Regions from separate parts of the Homo sapiens genome. Here all the other regions are linked to region 1. The links are chromatin contacts, found by Hi-C or POLR2A ChIA-PET in ENCODE. All regions are on one chromosome and are shown on one strand. The core of a region is the stretch at or near the end of the contact, and the rest is flanking DNA. Distances in the headings are between cores, read along the strand shown.

Evidence for each region. A loop is a pair of places that touch in the nucleus more often than their neighbours do. ChIA-PET counts read pairs that join two places held with the same protein, here RNA polymerase II (POLR2A). Pooled maps may share reads with other maps.
Region 2: a map with no recorded cell type shows a loop between it and region 1 (5-fold over the local background). The contact joins two enhancer-like sites. A Hi-C loop is called at or near these places in 3 of 37 single-sample maps with no recorded cell type and 1 of 50 pooled maps. POLR2A ChIA-PET finds 5 or more read pairs at or near these places in 1 of 52 experiments (naive thymus-derived CD8-positive, alpha-beta T cell).
Region 3: a map with no recorded cell type shows a loop between it and region 1 (7-fold over the local background). The contact joins the promoter of ARHGAP25 here to the enhancer-like site in region 1. A Hi-C loop is called at or near these places in 4 of 37 single-sample maps with no recorded cell type and 3 of 50 pooled maps.
Region 4: a pooled map shows a loop between it and region 1 (11-fold over the local background). The contact joins two enhancer-like sites. A Hi-C loop is called at or near these places in 2 of 37 single-sample maps with no recorded cell type and 5 of 50 pooled maps. POLR2A ChIA-PET finds 5 or more read pairs at or near these places in 1 of 52 experiments (T-cell).

What each region holds. Positions count from the first base shown.
Region 1 is chr2:68,118,735-68,123,283 of GRCh38, forward strand. It overlaps the pseudogene PPIAP64. Among named protein-coding and RNA genes, the nearest start is that of DNAAF10, 37 kb to the right of the region's middle. RefSeq lists enhancers at 2,205-2,364, 2,595-2,764, 2,775-2,854, 3,703-3,997. Within about 2 kb of position 2,582, at least 4 of the 41 ENCODE cell types and tissues checked have a DNase peak (open chromatin) inside an H3K27ac peak, as active enhancers do.
Region 2 is chr2:68,764,315-68,768,863 of GRCh38, forward strand. The region is part of intron 1 of ARHGAP25 (Rho GTPase activating protein 25); the gene reads left to right. Among named protein-coding and RNA genes, the nearest start is that of ARHGAP25, 32 kb to the left of the region's middle. Within about 2 kb of position 2,122, at least 17 of the 41 ENCODE cell types and tissues checked have a DNase peak (open chromatin) inside an H3K27ac peak, as active enhancers do.
Region 3 is chr2:68,732,588-68,737,136 of GRCh38, forward strand. It overlaps ARHGAP25 (Rho GTPase activating protein 25), which reads left to right and starts at 2,224. Exons shown (of 11, transcript NM_001007231.3): 1 at 2,224-2,673. The coding sequence starts at 2,613.
Region 4 is chr2:68,688,387-68,692,935 of GRCh38, forward strand. No RefSeq gene overlaps it. Among named protein-coding and RNA genes, the nearest start is that of ARHGAP25, 44 kb to the right of the region's middle. Within about 2 kb of position 1,770, at least 4 of the 41 ENCODE cell types and tissues checked have a DNase peak (open chromatin) inside an H3K27ac peak, as active enhancers do.

The DNA.
Region 1 (4,549 bases), core at 1,332-3,831:
GCATAATATATAAGAAAATATTTGCAAATTATAAAGCACCACATACACGCATGTCCAATTACATTTGTTAGTATAGACCATGCTGGAAAGATGAAGTCTTGGATCAGACAGACAGATTCAAAACCGAATTCTGCTGGGTAATATTTGCATGTCTTTGGACAAAGTTACTTACTTTCACTGAGCCTGTTTCCCCTCTGTAAAAATTTTTAGAAGTTAGCAGCTAGTAGTTAGGATTAGGTCTCTGCTGTGGTTTAGATATGGTTGGTTTGTCACCACCAAAGCTCATGTTGCAATTTGAGCCCCGATGTGGTGCTCTTGGGGCACGGGGTCTAGTGGGAAGTGTTTGGGTGATAGCGGTGGATCCCTCATAAATGGCTTGGTGCTGTTCTCCCAGTAGTGAGCTCTGTCTCTTGTGAGACTGAATTAGTTCTCGTGGGGATGGATTCATTCCCGAGAGTGGGTTGTTATAAAGTCAGACGCCCTTCGGCTTTCCCTCTCTTCTCACATGTCTGCTTCCCCTCTGACGTTCTCCACCATCTTGTGAGGCAGCATGAGTGAGGGACCTCACCAGAAGCCGGGGCTGTGCCCTTGAACTTCTCAGCCTGCAGCACTGTGAGCTAAATAAGCGTCTTTCTTTTATAAATTACCCAGCCTCAGGTATTCTTTTATAGCATCACAAAATGTACGAAGACATTCATTCATGAATACAAGGGAAAGCCCTAACCTCTTATTGGCTTAAACAAGAAACAAGTATTTTTGTCTATTGTCAAAGTCATCAAGGTAAACAGCCTAGGGCAGGTATGGTGGCTCCCAGATCACCAGGGCCAGACTCCTTATGCTTTTGTTTTTACCCCCTCTGGACGACAGGCCCATCCTCATGCTCCACAGTGTCCACACCTTGCTGATAGGGAGACTGGGAGATACAGTCTTTATTATGTGCTGTGATTAAAATGGGCTCCTGTTGTTGAGGCGGGAGGGGAGAGTGGGCATGGGGAGGCAACCTGCTGCTCTGCTGCCGTGGAGACGGTAACAGGCTGTGGCGAGAGTGTGTGGAAATCCCTTCCCCCTCCTCCCCTTTCAGGCTCCTGTGCTCTTTCCCTGTTCTCCCCAGCACCCTTCCCAATGCCAACATTCACTGTGACAACAGTTTGTAATAGGACTTTCATCCTTAAGTCCAAGTAGCAAAATGGATGAAAAAAGTGCTCTGACGACCTCCACTTATATACAAAAATGGTGAGGTTAAGAGTTTATTATCACGCCTGTAATCCCAGCACTTTGGGAGGCCAAGGCATGTGGATCACCTGAGGTTAGGAGTTCAAGACCAGCCTGGCCAACATGGTGAAACCCCATGTCTACTAAAAGTACAAAAATTAGCCAGACATGGTGGCTCACGCCTGTAATCCCAGCTACTCGGGAGGCTGAGGCAGGAGAATCGCTTGAACCTGGGTGGTGGAGGTTGCAGTGAGCCGAGATCATGCCAGTGCACTCCAGCCTGGGCAACAGAGTGACTCCATCTCAAAACAACAACAACAACAAACTATAGTATTTACCCCAGAGTTTTGTGGTGGGGATTTAAAAATACAACATGAGAGAAACAATATAGTAAGCACTCCACAAATATTAGCAGCTATTATTATTATTGTCAACATTATCATCTTTATAAATGTGATCCTGATCAAGACTCTAGAGACAGGCCACTGGTTTCCCTCCAAGTTTACTCCTCATTCACTGTCTTTCTTTCTTTCTTTTTTTTTTTTTTTGGAGATGGAGTCTCACTCTGTCACCCAGGCTGGAGTGCAGTGGCGTGATCTCAGCTCACTGCAACCTCTGCCTCCCAGGTTCAAGCGATTCTCCTGCCTCAGCCTCCTAAGTAGCTGGGACTACAGGTGCATGCCACCACATGCAGCTAATTTTTTGTATTTTAATAGAGATGGGGTTTCACCATGTTGGCCAGGCTGGTCTCAAACTTCTGGCCTCAATTGATCCACCTGCCTTGGCCTCCCAAAGTGATGGGATTACAGGTGTGAGCCACCTCGCCTGGCATATACTGCTTTCTTTAGCTTCCATAGCCTCAACCGAGAGCAAGAGAATAAGGCTTCTGACATTCTTCCTAGGAAGCTTTACGGAACAGATTGGAAAATTCACAACAAGCCCTAAGTGGCCCATAGTGGATTAGTGGGGACTGTGGCCGTCAGGACTCCCCCTTAGCTGAGGCTTCTGTGTCTTCTGTGTCTGCTTTCTTAGGGCCCTTTAGCCTGTGAGCTCTTAGGAATGCAGGAAGACCCTCTCTTTCCCCCTGGGTGGTAACAAAATTTCCCCTGGTCCATCATTCCTGAGCCCTAGTTCAGTCTGTGTGCGGCCAGGTCAGCGCTCAATAGGGTTCCAAACCTGTTGGCTGCAAGCACAGACTCCCTCTGAGTGTGAATGTTATCTCTCACCAGATGAGGGATGTGCTCAGCCCAGATCAAACACTTGTTTATCTACAGGGTGGTGAGAGCCAAAACTCTGCTTCTGTTTCTCCCTGGTGGTTTATTTGCTTACCCTTATCACCTCTGAGCAGTGGTGTTGTTTGCATAGAGTTCTCGGTTTCTGGCATGTTAAATTTAGAGGTACCCCAGGCTTCTCGGAGGGATCAGAGTGTTGAGCAACTCCTCAGGGAGGTGCAGGAGAATATCACTGGATGAGGGGTCAGGAGATGAGGGCCTGGGTCTGTCTTCAAATGCAGAAATTGAGTGCAGAGGTCTCAAAGGCCTCTTCTGGCACTGACGTTCTGACTGGCCATGAAAGCCTTGGGTGTCATAAAGAAGAAAAGTTGAAGACTTAAAAGGAGGAAGTGTGAGTGTCTTCAGCCTCCGGTGTGAGGGAGAACTGTGAGTCTCTTTTGACCACAGTTTATTTTGTGTTGCTTCTTTTAGCTGCATGGTCCATACGCCAAAGGTGGGCAGGTGGAGGGCTGCTACTCACTAACTTGGTAGTGCAGAAATGGCTTTTAAAAACAGTGGCTATATGGCTGCGCACGGTGGTTCATGCCTGTAATCCCAGCACTTTGGGAGGCCGAGGCAGGCGGATCACTCGAGGTCAGGAGTTCGAGACCAGCCTGATCAACATGGAGAAACCCCGTCTCTACTAAAAATACAAAAATTAGCCGGGCGTGGTGGTGGGCGCCTGTAATCTCAGCTACTTGGGAGGCTGAGTCAGGAGAATCGCTTGAACCCAGGAGGCGGAGGTTGCAGTGAGCTGAGATCGTGCCATTGCACTCCAGCCTGGGCAACAAGAGCAAAACTCTGTCTCAAACAAAACAAAACAAAACAAAACATTGGATCTGGTGCAAAGAAGATGGAGAGAAATTCTAGAATTCCTGCAGGAAGTTAAGTGATGGTATAAAGAAGTCCTTACTCTGAGAAATGCTTCGTTAAAATCAGAATTTACAGAATAAACGGTTGGTAGGAGATAGAGGCATGTACTATTTACTTTACAAAATAATTCCTCACTTTATAAAAAGCCAAATATTTTCTCTTGGAAGTTAGCCTTGTGATGCTACCAGTAAGACTGAATCTATAATAAAGCTAATGATCCAACTTTTGGTTAAAAAACCCATTCTGTAAAAAGAAGCATAGGCATGCTATGCAGTGTTGTTATATACAAAGTGGGTTTTCTTCATAAACACAATCACATTTTTGGAAGACATTTCTGTAAGATAATGTCTTTCTCAAGGTCCAGTTTGGCTTGCGTGCCTCCTGGGAATTAAACAGGATAGATTTTTCCAGCTGCATTTGAAAGACAAATTCCGTTTCCTTGTGTTGAAAGGTCTGCAATGCCCACATCTCCCACAAGGGGGCAGCGCACCACTGGGTCTTCAGGTACAAGGACGGCCTGGGATTCGGAACGTGCGGCTGAGGGGCCTCCTTCCCAGGGGAAGAAAATCCACTGAAAGTCGTGAAGAGGCGGACCTTATGTACCACGACATAATTGAATTTCATATCTCACGAACCCTGCGTATTTGCCAGAAACTTTCGGGCTGTTCTCATTCAGAAAAGGATGAAATCATTTTGTGTGTTGGATAGTCCTTAGACATTCCCAGAAAAAAAATTATTTTTCATGTATATATGCAAAGTGTATCCAGCTAAATCACAAGCAAAAGTGACTTTAAGCAGGTACCAAGACACGCCGGATCATAAAGACACTGTTCTCCCTTCAAGTTCCTTTGGTGAGTTTATGGACACGCATGAGGTAAGCTGCGCCGTTCATGTTCTACTGCGCGTGACTTTGTACTGCCCCTGAGTGGAAAAGGTATTTGGGATTCGAAAGAAGTTATTATTAAGTACAAACAAATTCCCAAGAAAAGAAATGTAGTATGAAGATCAATTTGAGTGTGTAGGGGGAGTTTTCCTTTCCTGTTTTTGTACTGGGCTGGGCTTGCATTGGTGCACATAAAGGATAATAAAAGTAACTTAAAAAACCAAGGGATTCCATGGTGTCTGGTTTACAAGAGCTGATGGAGAAGATACAATTGCCAAAAGGGAGTATTGGGTGCCAAGACCCAGATCTG
Region 2 (4,549 bases), core at 872-3,371, 650 kb after region 1:
TGCTAGAAACATTCACATTCAAAAACTGTTATGGACGTGTGCCTTCACATCCCCTGAATAGATTCCCAGGAGTGGAATTGCTGGGTGCTATGGCAAGCTTATGTGTAACTTTTTAAGACGCATCCAGTTAAGGGGTTAAGGGAGGGTAGCTACCCTCTCTGTTGAAGGAAAGTTCATTTTCTTCTTGTTTTTCTTCTTGTGTAGCTCCAGGTTAGGTGGACAGGCACCCTCTGTTCTCACTGGTATCGTGACCTGGTTGAGGAGCCAGCAGGACAGAGCTGTTACTTTTTGTCTGGCCTGACTTTGGGCACCCAGGGTAAACTGGAAATAACATGCCCCAGCCAGACCTCTGTGCGCACTTGGAAGGAGCTCTCAGGTCTCCATCTGTTCCCTGCCTCCATGCTGCTGCTGTTCCTCTCTAGGTGTTGTTAGTGCAGGATTTTCTTGGGCCCTTTCCGCTCCCTCTGGGGCAGGCTGTTCCATATGCATTGAGTTGTGAGACCAACAGCTTTCTTCAGTTTAGCCTTGCCTATCCTACATCTTGCAGAAATCCGTCTTCCCCCCAAATGGCATGCAGATAGAATCCTTCTTTACTTTTACTTTCATTTTAGATCTCCCCTTGTTATTATTGAGCTAGTCCCTTTGTCATTTTAATGGAAATTTGGAAATGGAAGCTCTTGCCATGAGGTCACCTAGAATTCTAGGTGGTCATTCCTTCCTGAGTTCCCTCACAGACCACCCTTGGGCTCCCTCCGGTTTCTGCTGCCCTTTCTCTCTCTCTGCCAGTAAGTGTTGGGGTAAAAGCTGACTTTACAGGAAATACTATCCATACTGGCAGCCTCAGTAAGTCCCTCAGTTCTTCCCATTCATCAGCTGATAAAGTGACAGTGCAGGGATATGGAGGCGGATCTGTCTGGGAGGGAATGTGTACGTAAGTGGTATAACATCTGTGTAGTGTCATTCCGCTGTGCTCTGAGGAGTAACAGGTCTGAAATGCAGACCTTGGAAAATAGACAAGTTGAAGTTTAGAGCAATAGTTGACATGTAAAAAAAAAAAAACCCAACAAGCCTATTGAATTTATTTTTAAGCCTAATAAAATATTTAAAAAGATCATTTATTATATCAACATTCCAAACACAACAGAGAAAATATAATGAACCCCCATGTAGACCCACTACTGAAGTTCAACAGAATATTTCGTCACATTGTTTTATCTATCCCTTTCTTTTTCTTTTATTCCCTTTTATGCTAAGATATTTTAAAACAAATCCCAGACACATTTTCCCCATGCTTAAGTATGCATCCTTAAAAATATGGAAATTTTATTTTCTAGCCACATTGTCCTGATCACGCCTAACAAAACTAATCAATAATTCATTGGTATCATCTATCCTTTATCCATGATCAAATTGTCTCAGTTTTTAATGAAATCTTTTTATCAGGTTGTAGAATAGGAGAAACATATTATGACTCGTTTCCTGGGCCCACCCCACTGCTAGCATTATTCATTGGTCACTTTAACTCTCAGTAGTGTTAAAGTTTAAAATCACTGTTCCCTAAGACCTGTAGAGGCCCCAGAAACTGACTGGAGTGACGTCTGTTAGGCTGTAATGGCTTGTAGCCTCCTCAAGGGCCAGTGCTTGATGGTAGTTGCCAGTACTTGAGCATTGCCCTGGAAGGGTCCTTCCTGTGAATTACTCAGGCCATATAATTCATCCATGCTTATGCAATACAAATATTTCAAGCATCCTAATGCACTTATTTATTTATGAATGCTAGTGACTAGTGAACCAAAACCTCTTACCTAAAATAAATGACTAGCTTTGGCAATGGAGGGGTCAGTACTTCGATTGCTCTTCCTAATGTAACACACCACTAGGGTGTTGGGCAGAGCTTACTGCACTAATTATCCTGCAGTCCTACCTGATGAGAATTGTTCTTCCTTACACTAACGCCTGGGAAAGCAGGTAGCTTGCATATGCAGTTAACCAGCTACATTGTCAAAGAATTTTCTACAGAGAAAATTTGCCCTCTGATTGCCAAATCTCCACTTTGCCTTGTGCTGAGGAAGAGGCAGCTCTGGGGCAGTGTTCTTCCGCAAGCTTCTTGTTATTACACGTGGCTTCCTGTTATGCAGAGACAGGCGGAGAGGGCTGGGTAAGGTGTTGCAACTGATGGAGACACACAGACCCACAAGAGGCAACTGCACTCTAAATTCCTAAGAAACACGAAAGCCACAAAACATGAACACTGGAGGGGTGGCCCTGGAGAGGCACCCTAGGTGAAACAAATTTGCTGGCGTGCAAAAAAACCTTGCAATATTTGTTGCTGGCTCAGGTTTCCAGAGCTGCTGATAAGAAAGAAGTAACAGAAAGCCAGTACTCCTCTCTCTCTCCCCTTCTCTCTCTCTCTCTCTCTTGTTCTCACTCTCTGTCATTCTCTCTCCCTCTCTCTTGTTCTCACTCTCTGTCATTCTCTCTCCCTCTCTCTTTTTCTCTCTCTCACACACACAGATAATTTCTCTCCCTCTGTCTCATATTGCTACCAAGACAGCATTTTTTACCTCTTCCTGCAGAACACATAGTTATTGGTGCCAAGCCCCTTTCCAAAGCAGATTCTTTTCCTTTAGGTTGACATAGTCACTTGTCAAACAATAAAGGGCATTTCTAGAATCCATAGAACATGGGAAAATGAAATCTGCCCAATTCCGGAGTATTGAGGCAGGCATTTAGGGAACAACTTTTAGATATTTCTATGAATTCGGTTATACAAATTTGTCTCAAGGGTGAGTGCCCTGGGAAGACCCGTGTGGTTTAATTTCAGGGTACAGAGAGAAGGCTCCTTTGCTGTCATCAGTCTCACAGTAAAGATGCCTTTTGAAGGGGCAGTGCTTTTCATACTAAAGTTAAAAACGAAACTCAAAAGAATGATGGGTGCTTTTCAATGGGGGGGTGGCGTTTGCTTTGAAGACAGAAAAGGGATACAGAAAGCGAGCCTGAAGTTTCTGAAGTCACATGTCCTAATTTCCTTCTGGGTGGAAACTGAGGGCCATCATCCCGCAGTCTGATAACAGGATAGGTGGGGGGTCTGCATGTATGTATGTGTGAATGTGGCAGGGGCGTTGCGTGTGTGTATGTGTGCGGGGTGTGGGCAGGGACGTATGAATCTGTTTATCATTTTCAGGTGGTAGCAATGCCAGGTCTGCTGTTTCAGAGAGCTCCCCAGTCGGCTCCTTCCTCAGCTGTGGTGTGGGCCTGACTGCCGGCCCACGGTAGCTTAGCTCACTCTCTCTCCCTCCCATGCCTCGGCCACGTGGGACCTTGCTCAGAATCCCTAGGTCTCTCCACATGAGCTTGGGTAGCAGCTGGTAAGACGTGGCAGGATTACCTAATATGTCCGTTTTCTTGTTGGGGTATCAGCACAGCCTCAGTGGTGGGCTTGAGGTTTCAGTACCATTTCTCTGTCACTGTGTTTTCGAGGCCTGCTGAGCCTTGCAGAGCATACACTGGCGGAAATAGCACAAAATTGTTTGTGCACAATCTAGAGGCAAAATGGGTGGGGCTGAGGCAGCTGCTTCACATGATAGGTTAGGAGTAGTGGCTTTGTTCCCAGCTCAGTGAAAGGTGGCATGGTCTCTCCTGTCCACTTCACTCTGGATTCTTTAACCCTGTGAATTACTAGACATGGATTCCATCTCCAATGTGGATGCCTCTCTTCACCACAAGAATACATGCTCCTTTCTGGGCTGTGGCTTAGGTATGGATATTGGGCTTTGAAATCAGATTTCTAGTTGTTAACTGGAGCAGATCATTTCACCTCTGTGAGCTTTGGTTCCTGGTCTGAAAAATGAGGGTGACAGTATGGTACTTACATAAAGAGCATGAGCATTAAATGACACAGCTCTATAAAGTGCTTGCACTGTGGCTGGCTCGTGGTAAGTACTCAATACATAAGTAACTTGATATTCATTATTGTTAGATCAGGGATTATATCTTCCATCGTCCACTCTGCTCAAGTGGATGCAGTGAACATATCCAGAAATCCCGCCAATAGGTAAATTGGCCAATATTTCTCGCAAATACAAAATGCCTGCATGGTGGCTCACATTTCGTTCTAAAACATTTATTTTATTAACTCAGCAAATATTTATCAAGATGCTTCAATTGCCAGATGCTTTTCTAGGAAGTGTGGAGCTTTACTAAAAATCCCAAGGAAAACAGCACCCTTTTCTGTCTTGCATCTCAGTTTATCCCCACAGCCTCAAGTTAGAAATGCTTCCCTCTGTGCTGGTTTCCTCTATGCCATCTTTTCTTTGGTTCCTGAACGTCTATGCAAATAACTTTTCTGGTCTGAGATTTTCACGTCACTCAAATCTTCTGGCTTTCACTTGCACCTCTTTTCTCCCCCTAGTCTCTTTCTTAATTCATAAGCCTTACTTATCAAAAGCAAAACTCTCGGGAAGCTTGAAGCTCTCAGTCCACCCTCACACTTTATCATGTCCAGAACTGGACTCACCTGCCTGTTCAAACTGGCCTTGTTCTCTGATTT
Region 3 (4,549 bases), core at 974-3,473, 610 kb after region 1:
TAGCTGGGTAGACTGGGTGAGTGTGGTGGATTGGAGTCTTGATCAGCAAACACTCCGGCCCTTCTTCCACCCCTCCGGCCCTTCTCCCTCCCCACTGCTGCTGAGGACTGGGTGTACTTCCGGCCTCACTGACTTTGAGCTTGGCCATGTGACCTGTGTTGGCCAATGGAATGTGAGCAGACAGGGTGTGCGCAGAGGCGTTAAATGCGCTTGCAAGGTTCTTCTCTCTTGTGCTCCTTTCATTCCTGAAGACAGGAGTATACACCAGGTCACCACTGTTCCTTCAGCCTCGTTCTCTGGATATACAGTTTGGATACATTTAGTTTGAGATGGCTACTATAGATCTAAGCAGAGATCCATGTGATTTGGAGTTCAGGGGGTCTGGGCTGGAAATACACATTGGAATCATCTGCAAATATGTGACATTTAAAGCCTTGAGACAGATGAGCTCACCAAGGTGTGAGTGTGGATGGAAAAAGAGTCCAGTCGAGTCTTGGTTTCCTTCAATATTTAGAGGTCAGAGAGATGAGAAGGAATCAGCAAGAAAACAGACACGGAAAAGCCAGAAAGGCAGGCAGACAGCCAGGCCAACCATGGGCCGTGGGAGCCCCATGGACAGAGGGCTCAGAGTTGGAGAGAGCTATCAAATGTGTCCGACACTGCTGATGGGCCCGTGAGATGAAGATGAAGCCCTGACCTGTGAGTTTAGTGACAGGGAAGTCGTAGGTATCCTTGATGAGAATATATTTTGTGGAGTCATAGGGGCAAAAACATCAACCAAGGGATTCGGGAGAGAATAAGAGGAGAGATATTTGCAAGTTAGACAATTCTTACTAAAGCTTGGTTCAGAAATGAAGGAGAGAAATGGGACTCTAGCCCAAGGGGGTGGTGGCATCCAGAGAGATTTTTTATGGGATAAAAAATAGTAAGTTTGAACGCTGACAGGAAGGATCAAAGAGAGAGAAGAAATTGATGATGCAATAGGGATGGGAGAGTGTTAACAGCCAGTTCACCCATTGTACCAAGAATAAGGTCAGGGATACAGCTTGCATGCAGGTAGGTGAGCAGATAGAGTGAGGGAAGCTTGTGGACATTCTCTTTCAGTTACATTGATTTTCTCAATGAAACGGGAACCCAGGTCGTCAGTAAGAGTAAGCAAGTGGCAGGTGAAGAAGAAAGTATGACAGAGTCATCTAGGAGAGTTGGAGAATGAATGGAGCAAGGCGTGCAGCTTAGATGCTGGCTAGCAGTGACTGTTCTGAGCACTTTGTACTGGCTTTTCTACTAAAGCCTCACAACAGCCTATGAAGTAAGCCCTATTATTTGCCCCATCTACAGATAAGAATTGAAGCACAAAGTGGTCAAGAAACTTGTCCATAGTCCCACAGCAGGAAAGCCAGGATTTGACTACCAGTGATCTGTTTCCAGGGCCCAAATGCTTAAGCACTAGGTTAGGCTGACCCAGTTAAACATGAAAGCTTGTCACAGAACTGAACTAAATAGAATAGAATAAAGGTTGAATTAATGTGTGTGGTGCAACCACTCTGTGTCAAGCTCTGCACTAGATTCCTCTGCAAAAACCCTTTGAGTTGTGGTTATTATCAACCCCATTTTACTGATGAGGACATTAAGGTCTGGAAAGATTCAGTTGCTTGTTCAAAAGTTGAAGAGCTAGCAAATGGAAGCCCACACCATGTATACAGCCCACACACCCTGATTCTAAAGCCCACACCCTGTGTACAATGCCAAAGAACCCTTAGGATATGTGAGTGGGTCGACCTAGCTTAAGTTGCTTCATTAAGCCAAATACATCAAAACCCTCCCTACATCAGGCTGAGATCACTTGCAAACTTTATCCTGAGCACCTGGAGAGCTTGCGACATGGTCCTTACAGCAGGAAGAATTTAAAAGAAGATAACTTTGGGGGAATGCTTGTTGTTTTTCTGACCATTTTTGGATGCTTGATCCGTTAGGTGAGGAAGAGGAGAGCTTAGAGTTGAAGTAGATGATGGGAGTTTCGACATTTTCTTCTAATTAAAACTGTAATCTTTTATAACAGAAGCAACCATTCTGGTTTTTCAAGCATTTCCAAAAACCATTTTCTCAAGAAAGAGTGCTCATAATGTATCATCTTCACTGAACAGCCACCCACTTCCTCAAATGCAAGGAAGCAGACAGTTAAAAAAGAAACACACACACACACACACAAAACCAAGAGGCAGCAGTTGTTTATCACGACCTCAACTCAGTAAGGCCTGAGATTCTTTCGAAAAGGAGCTTTGCTTCCCATGACGCAGAGGGAAGTGTCAACTGGGATATTTCTGGTAAAACTGAAAGCAAGAAAAGCAGGGTGCTAGCCCCTGTGGGACTGAGGGTGGAGGCTGGGGGAGTTTGGGTGCCATCCTCCAGTGACAGATGGATGGACCTTTCATCTAAGAGAAAGGAGGAGACACGTTGGCAAATCAGCCTCAAGCCTAAGATTGCTTGTGAAGCAATCATAAGGAGGAACAAAAACAGACACAAAAACAGAGGGAAAGAGTGAAAAGACAAGAAGGGCGCAAACTGTGACAGACTCACCGCTTCACTAACTACTCACTTAAACTGGAAGCAAAATGTCCCTAAAATTGCCAAGGAACTGGGATTTCAACCTGAAAGTGGAGGCTGCGAAAATAGGTATGGTTGGTGTCTTTTCGTTGCCTCTGTGATTCTTACGTATACTCGAGCACCATTTGCATGTTGGTCTGCAGGGAGCATAGTCTACTTAAAAATGGATCTCGCAGCAAATCTGAGTTTGAGGGACCATTTGCATTTAAGTTGGCATGCCAGGTCCAAGTTCTAAAATGCTGGGAGGGGGTTCTCTTTCATTTGGACAAAACAGTGGGATGGCACTCCTTGGTGTGCAGGATCTGGGGTACTTCGGATGATTTAAGGCTACAGACTACACACAAAACTGTGAGTTTTTAGCATATTCCATTTCCTTCCTGTTTGGAAACTCATCCATATTTTGAATGGTTCTGAACAGGAGCACAAAGACTAGAGTCTTTTGAAGTGCTCAATCTGTAAGTAAATTCAATGGGTGTTCTGTTTTGTGAGCCCAGGAGTCAAGGTGTATTAAAAGGTAGTAGCAAAAGGTAGACAACAAAAACAAGACAGGAACATAAAAACGTACTAAAGTATAATAAAGACCTTACTTAATAAAAATATAATTAAAGGAACAGAATGGGAGGGAATTCTTAGATGAGTTGGAAAAGAGATGTATTTTTTATTATTTTAAGGGAGACTGGCATATTTTCTGAGATAGTCTGGCCTTTAATCCATACCCTGTCCTTCTAATGATGATAGTGATACATTAAGTTTAATCTATATATTCGTTATGAAGTTCTTTACATAGATTTCTTCTATTGCTAAATTGGTCACAGTAATTCACATCAGAGCAATCGGGCTGAAAACTATTGCCTACATTTATGTATCTCACCCATACATGAGATAACTTCCTTGATATTAGATATAGATAAGTATTAAGGTGTTTCTAACAGCTTGGAGGAATTTTGCTTGGAAAAAGGTTTAGATTTGAACCTCTAATGGGGTTAAGTGTGCTACTAAAATAAGTGCTCCATTGAAAAGTCACAAGCGGAGCATTAATGATGTAGGTCTGAGAAAGGGTTTGAAAGAAAACAGAGTAATCAGAGAAGCCATTTATCTTGATAACTAGGGGAGATTAGCGTTCCCTAATCAAGCTGTGAATGATTGTATGCTGAGGTCAGTTCAGAGAAAAGGTAATGTTCATACCTCTTACAAAAGCAAGAGATTTTCCTCCTAACTATCATTGATACAAATGTACTTGGCTAATGCTCAATCTATGTCATACAAATTATATGGTTCTGTTCCTTTGAAAGTGTCCTGCTTCTACATAAATAAGGTCATTCTGCCTTCTCTCCACCTATGTTTGAACACAGGTTATTAGGGTCTTACTCTCCTTTGGTTTAAAAAACAAGAAAGTTGAGACAATTAATAGTTAAATGATTTTTTTCACAGATATAGGAAATTACCACACTAGAGCTCAAGACTGCATATACTCAGGTCTGGGATTTGATTGAGTGAATTTCATGATTTTTACCAATGTTTCTTAAAGCATGGTCCCATAGATAACCTATATCAGACTCACATCAAGTGCTGGCTAAAAATGCAGATTTCTGGGCACCATCCTTACAAAATCAGAATCTCTGGAGGAAGGCCCAGGATCCTGCATTTTGACAAGCACCCCCCACTTTCATCCTCACCTGAGGAAGAATTCCTGCTGTAGGTACTGTGGTCTATGTTCACTAGCCCCAGCAGACAGTTTTCACCCATTTAGTATAGGGCACAGTGCTTGTTCTTAACTGGGCACACAATAAATATTTGTTGGCTGAATGAATGCTTCAGCCAACAAAAACAAGCAGATGATGTTATTTAGTATTACTTAATGAAAAAATAATAATAAGGACATAATGAAATACAGAGGAGCCCTTGTCATTATCCATGCTATCTATAAGTTTGTCACCCTGAAGGA
Region 4 (4,549 bases), core at 520-3,019, 570 kb after region 1:
TATTACATGTTTTACTATTCATTTACTCAAAAGTATTTTTGAGCTCTTATTTTCTCCTTCTTAATTTAAAAAACCTCAGGCTGTTGAAGGAGAGATCATGTATTCATTTATTTCTTAGCTACTGGGCAGAGCAAAAATCAATAATTAGAAGAAGTGTGTTTTCCATGAAATTTTACACTCAAATCAACATTATAACTGTAGTGAAATTGGCATCACATTCTAAATAAGGGACCGAGCTATTCTTGTAGGAAATATAAACCTGGTATGAAAAGTAAGTGCTTATCAATAACACTTCCAGGAAGCAATTTTTACTCCGGGGCAATTTGCTGTGCATGCTGGGTCACTGCTGAGTTCAATGCTTCAGAACTTTAGATGATGAAAATGCCTTTCTTCCACATTACGTGCACTGCTGAGTTTCAGTTGGAAGGGTCCTTAGAGACCACCTGGTCCAACCCCCTTTTGCTTTTTATTTTCTTTCTTTTTTTTTTTTTTTAGGGGACAGGGTCTCACTCCATTGCCCAAGCTGGAGTGCAATGGCATGAGCACAGCTCACTGCAGCCTTGAACTCCTGGTTCAAGCAATCCCACCACCTCAGCCTCACACACAGCTGGGACTTGTCAATGAAAAGAGTCAAACTCAGTAAAATATTTGAAAAAAACGTATTCTGAGCCAGGTTTGAGTGACCCATAGCCCATGACGCAGCCCTCAGGAGATGCTGAGAATATGTGTCCAAGGTGGTTGGGCCACAACTTGGTTTCACACATTTTAGGGAGACATAAGGCATCAATCCATACATGTAACATATACATTGGTTTGGTTCAGAAAGGCAGGTTAAATGGAAGCTGCGGGCTTTCAGATCATAGGTAGAACCAAAGATTTTCTGATTGGCAATTGATTGAAATAGTTATTATCTAAAGACTTAGAAAGAGTGTTTTGGTTAAGATAAAGGGTTGTGGAGACTAAGGTTTTATTACACAAGCGAAGCCTCTAGGTAGCAGGATTTAGAGAGAATAGATTGCAAATGTTTCCTGTCAGACTCAAAAAGTCTTTTCTATGAGTAATTCCAAAAGGGAGGAGGGTATAATGGAGCATGTCTAGCACCCCCTTCCCATCATGGACTGAACTGGATTTTCAGGTTAACTTTGGAATGCCCTTGGCCAAGAGAAGAGGCCCATTCAGATGGTTGGGGGGCCTTAGAATTTTATTTTTGGTTTACAGACTATAGGTATGCACCACCATGCCTGGATCCCCCTTATTTTTCAATTAAGAAAGCACTCCAGGGTGGTTAACTACTTACGCAAATATTACAGAGTTATTTGAGATTTGTGATAAGAATCTGGTCTTGCAATTCTTGGTTCATTATTCTTTCCTTTACTGCAAGTAGGTAAGAAGATAAATCATGGGTATGGTTTATTGTCAGTGTCCTAGGGTGACAGAGAATCAGTTTTGGGGAAAATAGGTTAATTACAAAGCTTTCCAGAAGACTTGTTCCTCAGAAACTAAATTACATATCTTCTTTTCCTGCTCCCAATCATTGCCTCTCATGCAGGATTAGGCCAAGCAGGTGGGAAGAGAACTGAATACTAGAGGGTCTTAGAGAAAATGAAGTTTAGCCAGTCATTCATAGAAGAGGAACTGAAACTTATTTCACAGAGAGGTTAAGCAACCTTCATTCTCCCTTTAGTGAAAGAGGCAAATATTCTTTAGAAACCCATGTGACAGCTTCGTTCTCTTGCAGCTGATTTTGAATCTTGCAGTTAATCATGATCTCTGGGCCATGGGCCTTATTGTCTTGAGGCTCTCATTTTACTGATTGATAAAGCAGAAAAACAGAGAAGTGGTGTGATGTGGCGAGAAAGTGCTAGCAGGAAATGAGATAGCTATTACCACCCAGGGCTCTCCTGTTTCTCTCTGCAAGACTCCTTTGGAAATCTTGCATTGCCTTCCCCTTTCTGAGTAATTCCGCGGGGCTTCATTTAGATTGTGCTCATTTGCATTAACTCTCATAACGAAGAGGTGTATTACCAACTGAAATGGAAAAAGGCCTGTGGTTACTTTGTGTCTTCTCTGCTGTCTCTGGTCTCTGGGACCAGAACTCATCCTCAGTACCGAGAGCCAAAGAGGAGCTGACCATGGATTAGATGAAATAAGGTACTGTGTACCTGACACCCAGGAAATAGTCAGTGTTTCTTACCTCCTAGTATTGTTGCAAAATGAAGCAGAATACAGTATATCTTTTGATTCAAAGGTGTCATTAGGCCTTATAACTATTAACCAATTAACAGGTTAATATTTTAGCTTGCACTTTTGCTTTAAAATCTGAATATTGCATGTTAATTTAAAATATGGTTTGTTAGGAGTGTGGTAGGAATATAACTTGTTTGAAATTGACATCAATGTCTAAAATGAAAAACCATGCATCCCAAAACATGGTGATTACCAGCGGAAGGTCAGGAAAACATGCTTCTCTTCTGCAGATGGAGGTACAATGAGGTGTTTGACAGGGGCTTATGTTCCCAACACACCTGGCCTGGACTCTGCATGGAGAAAAAGGTTTGTTCACTAGACTGAGATTTCGAAGGGTAGAGTATTTGTAGAGAGAAGCCAGGTCTCCAGTGTTGCTGGGTTTGGGGAAAGCCTGTAATGGATTCAGGTGTCCAGGTGAGAACAGCTTTCTGACAAATGTGCTGCTGAGGGTGATGTTCTCTCAGCACGTGGCCTGTGAGCTCTCAGTGATGCTCCAGCCAGCAGGAGTACACCAATAAGCCTGACTCTCTGCCAATAGCTGGGGCCAGAGGTCTCGTCCTCATTTTTCACTGGTACCTGGCAGGCAAAATTCCTATCCAGGAGGGAATGGTAGCTCTGGACAGTTGTATAAATATGCTATCAAAATTTGAGAGGCAGAAAGCAAATGACAGGAGGCCAGACCCTCCTTGGAGTCATCAGTCCACTCAAAGTCCCTAGACCCCTTGCTCAATAATTTCACTTTAGTCCACATAATTCCAAGAGGACTAACTAAGGTTTTCATTACAGTGGTCTCTTCTGGCAGTAAGGGTCTGCTCAAATAGCTCTAGTGGACAGAGGCCACAGACATCTGTTAGTGCCAACCTCAGAAAATCCCACTATAAGTTTCTGTTATATTTTTATTTTTTCAATGAAGCTCTTTACCTAGACACAAAGGTGATGGAGAAGTGTTTCCTCCCTATCAAAAAATACTTTGAATTTTTCAAAGAAATTTCATTTTCCTTGAACAATACAGACAAAATCAAATAATGCATAAGCACTCATAATCTCTGACCCTCCCTTTGCCCATAAAGAACATTCTGGAAATTCTAGCATTGTTAACTTGGTACTTCCCTTACACTATCCTATCCTTCCTACCTTCCTTCTCTCTCCTCTATTCTACTCTCCTTGGTGGTCATTTTTATTATTATGAGGTCTAGTTTATTGGACAAGAGGAGAAGTGTTAGCTAGAGAATTTATACTGGAAATGAAAGAAAAATTACAATAAATCTAGGAATGAGATGGAGTCCAGAAGAACCCAGTAGGATAGATTTCAGGGAGTATTAACTTAGGAGTTGAGAATGCAAAAGAGAATAGTCTCAAGTCACTTCCATCTACATGGAAGATATTGAGAAGGGATAAACTAGAAGAGAGGACAAGACATTTGACTATGGGTTGAGTAGGTGAATCCTTAAGAAATGGAATATGGCCGGGCATGGTGGCTCATGCCTGTAATCCTAGCACTTTGGGAGGCTGAGATGGGTGGATCATGAGGTCAAGAGATCGAGACCATCCTGGCTAACATGGTGAAACCCCGTCTCTACTAAAAATACAAAAGATTAGCTGGGTATGGTGGTGGGTGCCTGTAGTCCCAGCTACTCGGGAGGCTGAGGAAGAAGAATGGTGTGAACCTGGGAGGCGGAGCTTGCAGTGAGCTGAGATTGCACCACTGCACTCCAGCCTGGGCAACAGTGCAAGACTCCGTCTCAAAAAAAAAAAAAAAAGAGAGATGGAATGTAGTTGAATTATCTTAAATTGTTTTTAATGACTATTAAGTTGTCTGTTTTTCTTTAAGTCAGGAGGCATTATTTAGAGTTTATGCCACAGAGCAGAGGCAATTATAATATTCATGTTCTTCAAAAATAAAAACAGTGAAGCTATCTTTGCACCTATGCCAAAATCCTGCACTAAGAGAGAAGGTGCACTTCTTCCAATAAACAGATGTGTGACCAGTGCCAGTGTGGGCTGACTTCATCTCATCCTTCCAAATCTCTCATCTTAGGGAGCTGGGTGAATTGACTATTGTAGCTGCTCCTTCCTCCTGCAGTAACACTTCCCTTTTTGCTGCTGACAGTGCTTCAGAGGTACAGTCCTTTTCCAAGAACCACCGCCATGCCATTGCCACTGGTACCTCTCCTCACTCAACTCCTCTCCTGGTGGTGCTTTGAAGATGGCTGGAACTCTAGTCTTTACTCAGCTACTAAAGTTGGCTGTCTTCCAGCAGCCTTCCCAACTCCTGCTGAAAGAAGGAAAAAGGTAGAAAGGA